Regions from separate parts of the Mus musculus genome. Here region 2 is linked to region 1. Evidence: chromatin loops called from intact Hi-C (ENCODE). Cell type or tissue: heart. All regions are shown on one strand. Links, peaks and the distances in the headings refer to the core of each region. The heading gives the core; the rest is flanking DNA.

Region 1 (5,419 bases), core at 1,986-4,485:
TATGGACTAGAGCATAACATTCTTCACCAAAATATCACAATTATGATCTATAGGCCACATGCTAATAGTATTCCTCTCTAAAACTTCTTGATCTGGGCCCCCACAGTTCAAGTCATCCTCAGCACTGCCTTTCATGTTGCTACTAGAGTGGCCCATTATGCCCTGTTAAAACATCCAACCATTTTTCTAGTCCGAAGTTCCAAAGTCCACATTCTACCAACAAGCAGCATGGTCAGGCAATACCCCATTGCTGGTACCAACTTCTGTCATTGTCTCTGTTCTTCTTCTGTGAAGAGACACCATGACCAAGGCCACTCTTATAAAAGACAGCATTTGGTCAGAAGATTGCTTACAGTTTCAGAGGTTTAGACCATTATCATCATGGCAGAGAACATGGAAGCACAAATATAGACATGGTGCTGTAGAAGTAGCCAAGAGTTCAATATTCTGATCTTCAGGAACATGAGGGTGGGGAGGAAGAGGAAGAGGAGAGGTGAGGCAAAGGAGAAGGATTAGGAAGAGAAGGAGAAGAGGAGGAAGAGGAAAAAGAGGAAGAGGAGGAGAAAGAAGAGGAAGAGGACAAAGGGTGGGGTACCCCCCCCCCCCGAAAAAGGGTTTCTCTGGATAGCTCTGTCTGTCCTTTAACTCACTCTGTAGACCATGCTGGCCTCAAACTCAGAAATTCACCTGCCTCTGCTTCCCAAGTGCTGGGATTAAAGTGTGTGCCACCACTGCCTGGCCGGGGTGGGGCATTTTTATTCAAACCACCACACTGCCACCCCCCAACCTTATTTCTTCATGTAATATATGATTACTACTACATGCTTTGAGTGAGGAGAGAGTCTGAACTTTAGGTACAAAAAACTAGGAGTGGATAAATGAGGCTGGACACATAATGGAAAGGAAGGTGGAGAAGGGAGGTTTGGAAGAAAAAAACATGGCAAAGCGGAGGGGCCCGGTGTGAGCCCTGGTCAAGAGCATCTGAAGCCGACATGCTCAGAGCATCCTTGAGGCTCTCTCTGCCTATGACTTTTCTTAGTTCTCTTGGCTGGAACCATTCCCTCTTTTAACTGCACTCTCGTTGCGTTTATCATGCCTATCTTTTTGGATTGGTTTTACATACTTCTAAATTATTAACTACTAGATGGGAGCTATTATATTGTGAACGGACTCAGAGTCACAACTGCTTTTTGTCTGAGCCTCAGCACTAAGGTGTTTGGGCTCTGGAATCCTTATGCAACAAGGACTTTTTTCCACCTCTCCTAGACAGGGTTTCTCTGTGTGTATTCCTAGCTTTCCTGAACTCACTGTGTAGACCAGGCTGGCTTGGAACAGAAAGATCTCTGCCTACCTCCCTGGAGCATTGAGATTAAAGGTGTGGATCACCACTGCCGGGCTAGCCAGGACATCCTTTGCCTTAGAGTGAGGTGTACTGTACTTGGAGCCATTGGCAGTATAAAGCAGTGCACACAATATGTTAAAAATCTTTCATTATGTGTATGAACTGCTGTGTGCCTGACACATCTTTTTGCTTGACATACAGTATTTAGACCCAGTGTATAACAAAATGCTGTAACTGGGTAAATAATTAAGGCCACTTGGTTAAGTAGCAGAATCAGGACTGAAATTCTACTTTGTCTGACTCTAGAACCAGCAGTGTCCATCACACGGACTTGAGGGGAAAAAAAAATCAAAGTAGCAATTACAGGATGGTTGGTAGTCATGGGATGCAGCGCTTTCAGTGGCTTAACTCACTATTAATTGACTGACACAAGGTCTTACTGTGTAGTTCTAACTGGCCTGGAACTCTTAGATCAGGCTGGCCCACAACTTAAGATGTCTGTCTGCCTCTGTCTTCTGAGTGCTGGGACAAAGGTGTGCATCATTGACCAGCCTTGAACACTTTGTAGTTTATCTAGGTGAAAACTGGAGCTGATGGCCAACTAAAAATTATTCCTTATCTGTCTCATGGTGTACCCAGTAAATCTTGATATCTAATTTTTCATGTATTCTCAAAAGAACTTCCTAAACTAAAGAAGAGAAGAAAACTGCTCTGCTGTGCAATCATTAATGTTGTATACCCGATTTAACGAACGACTGTTACAGACTGGAGAAGAGGCTTCATGCTTTCAGCGGAATTCGATATTTCGAAAGGATCACAGAAAACTTTAAGAGGGAAACTGTACCGGTTCGGGAGTGAGGGTACGCGGAGGAGGAAGAATTTCATAAGTTGTAGTTCTGATACCCCAGGTCACAAGAAATCTCCCTACAACAGATGCATATCATCTTTCATTAAAGTATACACACACACAACCACCCCCATATAAAAACCACACGAATAACTAAAAAGTGGAAATTTCCACGTTGCACGATGGTAGTGCTGATGAAAGCTGCTACACAGTCACTTCCAAGATCCTACTATCAGGTTTTGATAAGGCTCTTACGTAACTGCCTGCCGTAGGAAGCGGAGCATCTCTGGTTCCTCGGGGTACATTTCTCTTAAGTATAAATGCGGCTGGAGGACGAGAAACAACAACAAGCCATTCGCATATGCACAACCATTAGGGATCCGGGAGGAAAAGAAACCCGGCGCGCGTGCCCTTTCGCCCGGCTTCCCGAGCACGTGCTCTCTGGAACACGCCGCCCCGCCCCGGGGGGCCGGGCTCGCGGCCCAGCGCGCCAATAGGCGAGCACCTTACAGCACCGTGGCCCGACAACGTTAAGCGGCCCAATCGCTGGGGCCCGGCCGCCCGTTTCCCGGAGCCCCGCCCCGCGCGCAGAGCCCCGCCCCCGCGGCCCCGCCCTCCGCCCCTCCCCCGCCGATCGGCGCCCAGGCTGCGAGACGGAGAAACTGGGGCAGAAGTGAAGATGGCGGCGGCGGCGCTGGCGGCGGCGGTTCGTCGCCAGTGACGCGCGCTGCGGGCTGCTGTCCCTCCCCGCTCCCCGCGTCCGCCGCGTCCGCCCCGGCACCTCTCCACCCGCCGCTCGCCGCGCTCCGGGCTGCCCTCGTCCGTGCGCGCCGTGGCCGGCCGAGCGGGCGGCGCGTTGATCCGCCCTCCCGCCCGCCGCGCCGGGCCGCCGGGCCGCGGACACACGCTCGGCGGGGAGGCGGCGGTCCCTGCGCGCTCGCGGCCCTCCGTTTGGGGACCGGGAGGAGGAGGCGGTGGCGGCGGCCGTGGGATCCGGGGACGGGAAGGGGATCGGGGGGCCGGACGACAGCGGGAGCGGCTCGTTCCCGGGAGCGGGGCGCGCAGGCGGTACCATGACGTCCATCCATTTCGTGGTCCACCCGCTGCCGGGCACCGAGGACCAGCTCAATGACAGGTAATGGGGCGGGGGAGGGGCACCTCCCTCCTTTTTCCCCTCCCCCACGGCCGCGCCGGGGGCCCTACCGCCCCCTGTAGGCCCGGTGTGGGCCAAACTTGGGAGCCTCGGGCCGCGGGGCGGGGGCCGGCGCGGTGTGGACGCGGCTGCGGTGTAGACGGCCCGGCGCGCTGCCCCCTCCCCCTCCCGCGAGGAGCCTCGTTGAACTCGGCGGAGCCGGGGGCTCCCGGCCCAGGCCCGAGGAATCCATATTAGTCAAAGTTGAATTGAGACAGACAATGCGGATGGGGGATGGTGGAGGTGGAAAAGAGAGGGAAGAGGAGCGGCGGGTTCGGGGGCTCCCGCGAGTCGTGTCCCGGGGGCTGGGTTTCCCCGGGGAGGCGGGGTGGGGGTGGGGGAGAGATTCCCGGCAGACCGCGGGTTGGGAGGGGGAGGAGGGAGGGAGCGCCATGATTATTGTTATTATTATTAGATTTGAGCCCCTGCAGTGAGGTTGACTGCCCCGGGAGGGGAATGAAGTCAGGCGGGGGTTGGGGAAGTGGATTGGATTCCCTTTGCTCTCCTTCCTTCGCCTTGGTACTGCCAAACTGCTCCTGGGCCCCTGCGGTGAGAGCCTTTTTGTTTCCTTTTTTATTCTAATGATAGTGTTTTCTGGAGTTGTAATTTGACAGCTGAAAACCGTGAGTGGAGTGTCAAAGGAAAATTCTTCGGTTTGCAGTTCGCAGTGCTGCTTAACGCGCTGTGAATTTCTGGGTTGGGTTTGTTACGGGCAGAGGAGGAATTTTGATTTAAAATATTTGAAAAATCTCTTAAGGCTGTTTTGATTTGGATTTTTTTCCCCTTCGCTCTGCCACTGTGTCTTACCACTTTAGGATATTGAATTGAGTTGCAGGGCCACATGCTCACTGGGACCTAAGATAAAGCAGGAAAAAAAGTCCCTGTACTGTTGCAAAACAGACTCGGAGGTTGAGGGAGGCCTCCATTAAAGCATGTCTTGAGATCTAGGACTCACATCTAATGATGGGCCAAATGTTTACAGGTCGGAAAGTGGATCGTTTTAAGCTTCCTTCTCCCCGCATACGTCGCTGCTGGCCCATATTTCTTTTGCGTGTGGAAGGCCATCAAGTTTAGATTCAAGGTGTAATTTTTGCTAAGTGACCGGGTGACTTACGTTGTGTGACGCCCAGTTTGTCATGCTCTTCCCGGAGAGAGGAAGAGACCTAGCTTGGCCTCTAATGTGTGAGTGTTACCTTTACCTTGGTCTGGCAGCTTTTAGATCCTGGGCTGGCAGTCTAGTTTCTGGCTTGGGGTGGGGATTTGTCTAATCTTTACTGTAGCCTATTGTTTAAATACATGTTTGTAAAACTCAAAATGCCTGTTGAAAAGATCAACTACGAGCCGGGCGTGGTGGCGCACGCCTTTAATCCCAGCACTCGGGAGGCAGAGGCAGGCGGATTTCTGAGTTCGAGGCCAGCCTGGTCTACAAAGTGAGCTCCAGGACAGCCAGGGCTATACAGAGAAACCCTGTCTCGAAAAACCAAAAAAAAAAAAAAAAAATCAACTACTTGGAGTTGTCTTATAGTTAACAATTTTTTAATTTAAACATTTTGTTATAGGATCCTTACTCTGACTTACTTTCATTAGAGATGCTTACAACTTCAACAGAAGGCTTGGGGGGGGGGTGTAAATCTTAGAATCAGATTAGTGGGGAGGAAAGCTCTACTGCCATTTAGAGAAGTGTGTTGGTCATGTTTGAGTCATTTTGCTTGTAACTTTGAAATTTGCACCAGAGAAGTAGGGCATGCTTTTTGTGGTGGTCCTAACTTTATGTACCAAGAATTTTAGTGTATTTATTGAGAGTGCATGCCAAGATCTTAGTCTTTGTGCTACCAATCTTCTATTTATTATTTACTTATGTAGGCAGAATCCTGGCTGGCCTAGAATTCACTACGTATCTGTAGGATAATGACCTTGCACTTCCTACCCTACTGCCTCTACCTCCCCAGTTCAGTGATTACAGGCCTGAGCCACCACACCCAGTTTACCTGGGGAATAGAATCCAGGGCTTCCTGCTTCCAGACAGATACTTTACTAA
Region 2 (5,419 bases), core at 1,361-3,860, 120 kb after region 1:
AAAATGGCATTTGTTTATGACCACTGCTTATAGCTTAGTCTTTGGTTACTTTTGTACTTCAGTCTCTCAGGGGCTGAGAAGTGATGGAAAATAAAAAGTTGATTTATCTTGGTCTCTTGGACTACTGTGAGTAACATCAGCACCAAGGACAGAGGTCCCCACTGCTTCAAATTTGGGGTGATTAGCTGCTTTTGCAGAAGATACAAGTTTCCAAGTACCCTGTATCTCCAGCTCCAAGGCATTCAGTACCCTTTTCTGAACTCCATAGTTACCTACACACACAGAGATATAATATTCATATACTTTAAAAACATTTTTAAAGTCGTCTCCTTGCTTTAGTGTAGGTCCAAACAGGTTCTTCCAGGTACTAGAGGGAAAGTGCTGTCCAGTATCCACACTCAGCTGAGTGGAGGGTTGGGAGATACTGTCTGCCCTGTGAGAAGACCACGTGGAACTCTTCAGCAAGCTGAAGAGACCTAATTGAACAGAGCTGTGAAAGTTGTAAGAAATCAATACAAATGGAGCATCAGGAAAGCACTGAAGGAATGCATCTCCATGTCTGTGCTCTGAGAAGGGAGGGTTACTTGGGATTCCTCATATTACTTACTTGAGGAAGCAGACTGGAATTCTGTGCCACGCTAAGCATTCATTTCCTTCCAAAATAACACATTTCAGGGACTATTAAGCAGGTCGCCTTATCTGCATCTAAATGCTCTTCCGTGCCTTCATGCAGAATTACTCTTAAAAAATGCTTTGAGATGTATTGTTTTGATGACTTTGAATGAATGAATCCTTGTTTGTAGTTTATTTGCTATGCAATCTTTGGTAAGTTATCTTTTGTGAGAATGACTTTCCTCCCAGAAAACTTTATAATATATAAAAAGTTTTTACTCAGCATTTGATCATATTGCTCCAAGAAAGATAACTCGCTTCAGGTTAATTAAGCTTTAGAGCTTAAAGCAAAATTTCTATCCTGCTTTCTATTTTAGAGGCTAACCACCAAGCAGTTGCCAGATGTTGAAGTCATAACAAGGCTCTTTCCAGAATCTACTGAAAATCTCTTACTTCTTTTTCACGTTTTTGGTTTTTGGCTTTGAGACTGGATCTTCCCATCTAGCCCAAGACGACCTTGGTTTCACGATCCTCCTGCTCCTATCCAAGATGCTGGGATCAGAGGTGTTCAATACCATACTCAACTCTTCTTTCACCATATTATTATTTAATTTGTATATCTTATTTGTGTTTGTATACAAGAAGGGGTAGTGCTGGGGATTGAACCCAAGGCCTTGTACATCATCACCTAATGAGCTACAGTCCCATCCCGCTCATTATATTTTTCTGTCGTACTACCATATATGTACCATATGCTGAAAACATAGAAGCAATTCAACCAAGAGTATTGCCACCATCATTATTCACTGTCTTTGGCCCTTGCAATACAAAAGTGTTGAATCTCTTTACAACTTTAACCTTTGCTTTGAAAAGTATCCGTAGCAAGGATATTGGAGTCTACCGTATTTTGGTTGCTTAATCTTGGCTATTTATCTTCGGGTTCAGTTTAATCTGGAACATGAAAATTGCAGTATCGACTACAGGGAAATATCTCAAAGATTAATTCACATAAAGGGCTTAGCAGAATAGAACCTATCAGGTTGTGAAAGTTCAATAAATATTACTCAGTTAAACAATCACAAAGACTTCAAGGTATTTCCCAGGATTTAGCTATTTTTCCTACTCATTCTCAAGCTCCATTCACGCACACACTTTCCCCCTCCAGTTTCTCCTTTTGGTTGCTGAAATACAAGAGTTCCTTTCTCCTTGGAGTTTTTAACAGTGTCGACCTCCCACCCTGCTTTCCACATCCCATCCAGTGGGCAGCTCTACAGCCACTCTGGCAGTCTCTTGGACTGACTGGGTGCAACCTACCGTGTCGCTGGGGCACCACGAGGGCTAGGGAATGTCCCGGCGTGCCAGTCACCTCGTGTACCAGGTAGTCTGGCACAAGTAGGCAGACTGCAAATTCCAGTAGACGCTCTAGAATTCAGAGCAGATGACAGGCTGGGCAACAGCGCGGAAGCTGGGGGAGCAAGAGTGGGCGGGGTCATGCGACGCTAAAGAACAGGCTTGAAGTGCTCTGGTACTGCGGACTGAACTTACGCAGCCGTCGCCGGAGTGGGGACCCTGCTCAGTGAAGAGAAGCGGGCCAGCCGAGGAAGCAGAGTTCGGCGGCGAGGGGCGGGGCCAGCTGAGGTAGGCGGATCTCTGGCGGGGCGGGCCGGGGCCGGCTGAGGTAGGCGGATCTCTGAGACGCTGGGTGGAGCCGGCTGAGGTAGGCGGATCTCTAGGCAGTGGGGCGGGGCCGGCAGGAAAGGCGGATCTTTCAGGCGCCGAGAGTAGCGTGCCTGGGCGGAGCCACCGCAGAGAAGGCCCCTCAATGGGCCGGCTAGAACCCAGGACCGGCGCGGCAAGGCGTGCCCGGAGCAGGAGGAGGTTCGCACAGGACGATCTGATCCTACTAGGATTTGGTCGGCCGCGCTCAGTTCCTCAGCTCGGGTGGCTCTGGTGGAGTCTGCGCGATGGGCGACCCGGAAAGGCCGGAAGCGGCCAGGCCGGAGAAGGGTGAGGTAAATGTCGCAGTCGCTTCATCCTCCACCCCTGGGTCACGCCCGGACTTTAGGTTGCTGCGAGTCAGTCGCAGGTCCGCTGTAGAGTAGTATTTTATTCGTCGCCGTCAGAAACACTGTGCAGGCCGAAAGGAAGCGCCCTCACCTCAGGCTAGTGTTGGGGAGTCGGGAAGGGCGAGCATGGACGCTGTGCTGCTCTGCTCAGGGCGGAGCAGGAACACTCAGGTCCCGGCTGAGGAAGTCTCCGTGTCCCCTTGTTCTCCAACCTCTGCTCTCCAGTCTTTCTTTTCTTGTCGGGAGCCCTGGCGGGTGAAAAAGGGCTGTGACGGATCTACGCAAGAGAGGTGAACCATCAGATGCAGTTGAGGAACTCGTGTGGAAACTGATGCAGGTGGATGAGGGGAGGAGATGACAGGTGAAGGGAGGACGAGAAACCCTTACAACGAATAAAAGACTGGGAGACCAGTTTTCCTCACACCGAACTTCTAACTGAATCTTCGGGGTGTCTCTTCATTTCAGTAGTGGAAGTGTTTCTTCCTTCACAAAGAATGAAGTGCTTTATGCAAAGTGTTTAATAAATCTAAAATTAACCCGTGCTAGCAGAAAGAAGTATGTAATAAGAGCAAACAAAAATTATACGGCTTTATAGTAATGTAAGTTGTTACTGTGTAATTCCAACTCCACATTTTGGAGACAAATATTCTAAACCATCTGGAATACAAGTAATACTTTTTTTTTTTTTTTTTTTTTTTTTTTTGGTATGTGAGCCTGTTTCTCTTTGTGGTGTCTTGAAGTTAATACTGTGGCAAGTTGGAAGGGGCCATAAAAGTTTGAGCCCACATATATTCATGCTTATACTGGCATTTCTAGACAAAGATGGAGGTTCTAAGTTGATTTTTATTCTGTAATCGTTTAATAATAAATTATGTCTATCCCTTAATTTTCCCCTTGAAACAAAGATACTCAGCACCAATTTCTCCTTTCCGGCAATATTTAGACTTCTCTGGTTTGCCAATGACACCAGGAATCATTCTGGCTTAACACCTGAAAGTTAACTTTTAAAAAAAAAAATTACTTTTAATTCATAAAGACAGAGCAAAGGTTTAGACCTAGAATAAATTTTAGTGAGTACTTTTTTTTTTTTTTTTTTTTTTAACGAATCCAAGAGTTTTTGAGATTCGGGATATCGTAAGCACTTTGTTTTTTAGTTTTTTATTTTTATTTTGGATATGATAGGGCAGTGCGGGCTATTTGTATCAGAAGCATGTGGAGTGATTAATAAAAACTAAATTACCAAGCCTACAACCTGCCTTTGTAACAGGCACTTCAGGTGATCTTAGCACAGTTGATTTAAGGGCCATCTTAAAGGGAAATAAATGAGGTTTATTAGTCTCCTAACATGTAGATTTTTTTCCGATATTCGAACACTTAAGCCAGAATGGCGTTCCTAAGACTCATTACTAGAACTAGGTTCAACTTTCCAAGTTGTTGCTTCTAGTACAGTGTTCCACCAGCTTTTTCAGATTTGTTGATTGATACAGGAATGAAATGGTACACACACACACACACACACACACACACACACACACACATACATAGTTGCAGCTGCATGCACATAAGTGAAAGAGACACAATAGACAACCACATTGGAGGCATGGAGAATGGCAGTCTAGGTTAAACCACTTCAGGTGCTTACTGGGGAATCATAAGCTAGGTTTTGTCTCAGATGACCAGAAACTAAGACAAAACTAAATGCACAAGTTTGGAAAAGATGGTGGAGTCTTGCTCAGGATTACCTACTCCCCAGCTTTATCTCAGGTTCTCATCACCTCACCTTGGTGCAGCTACAACTTAGTTGTCTCTCTCCTTTCAGTCTTCCCTGCCATCCAGTTTTGTTTACCATTGGCAAGTGTATCTTTCATTAATTTAGTGATTTGTTGTTACTTCCCATACTAATTCTACAAGAAAAAAAATTTTTTTCTCAAGGTCTCAATTCTCAATAAAAAAATAATAAGGCCCACTAGAAAAGCCCAGGTGTTTTTTATTCCAGTTTTCACATCTTAGTGCTCTAGTGTACTCATTTCCATTTCTGAAATTCATACAGTATATATTAGCAAAATCTTGTTTCTTTTTCTAATTCTTCCTGTATAGAATATCTGTCTTCCAGTTGCCACCTTTATTCATGTTAATTCCCATTCAGAAACTTCCTGATTCTCTATCCATAGGAATCATTTTATAATTAATCCCACAATGAATGCCAGCAGTTGGAAAATGAGATCAAAGAGAGTTACAATATGAGCTTCTGTATGCTACCACATCTTTGAAATTTTTTGCCCACAAAATTAATTTCCTACCCTCTTAGACTGATTGATATCAGAGTCTGGATCTTTTATAGATTTCTCTCATTGAGGCTTTAGCTAAATAAGATTACTCCTGCTTTTGTTTTTGTTTTTTGTTGCTGTTTTTTTTTTTTCCGTACATCCTTTCCAGTCAAGGGTTGTCTTCTCTACTATCTGCTCTTTATACATTAGCTTTCTCTTCCTTACTCCCTTGTCTGTCTGTCTGCCTGTCTTTCTTTCCTTCCTTCCATCCCTCTTTTCTTTTCTAGTCTGGACCTCACACATCCCAGGCTACCCTTCAGAGTTACTGTGTAGCTGAAGATGATGTAGAAATTCTCTATCGATCTTCTGGGCCTAGTTTATGTGGCACCGGGGATAGGACACTGGGTTGGTGCGTGGCAGACAGGTACTCTTGAGCAAGCACTCTTCCAAGTGAGCTACATCTCAAGCTCTAAA

What was found. Hi-C counts contacts between places; a loop is a spot of excess contacts. Peaks named below come from ENCODE experiments on the same cell type or tissue, not always from the same donor. Only the 100,000 strongest peaks of a DNase experiment are listed, where the experiment ranks them.
Region 2: a loop joins it to region 1, with 2.9 times the contacts of the local background. A loop is called at or near these places in 7 of 42 quality-filtered maps.

Annotation. Positions count from the first base shown.
Region 1 is chr15:38,076,269-38,081,687 of GRCm38, reverse strand. Ubr5 (ubiquitin protein ligase E3 component n-recognin 5) reads left to right here and starts at 2,834. Exons shown (of 59, transcript NM_001112721.2): 1 at 2,834-3,324. The coding sequence starts at 3,263. In heart, for the core only: a CTCF peak has its summit at 3,400 (motif pointing left); DNase peaks (open chromatin) are centred at 2,677 and 3,377; H3K4me3 peaks cover 2,500 bases; H3K27ac peaks cover 2,426 bases.
Region 2 is chr15:37,958,049-37,963,467 of GRCm38, reverse strand. It overlaps Rrm2b (ribonucleotide reductase M2 B (TP53 inducible)), which reads left to right and starts at 2,413. Exons shown (of 9, transcript NM_199476.1): 1 at 2,413-2,624. The coding sequence starts at 2,577. It overlaps Gm49085 (a long non-coding RNA gene), which reads right to left and starts at 2,310. Exons shown (of 2, transcript XR_003951596.1): 1 at 1,927-2,310. In heart, for the core only: no CTCF peak of the experiment used is centred there; a DNase peak (open chromatin) is centred at 2,427; H3K4me3 peaks cover 1,951 bases; H3K27ac peaks cover 1,587 bases.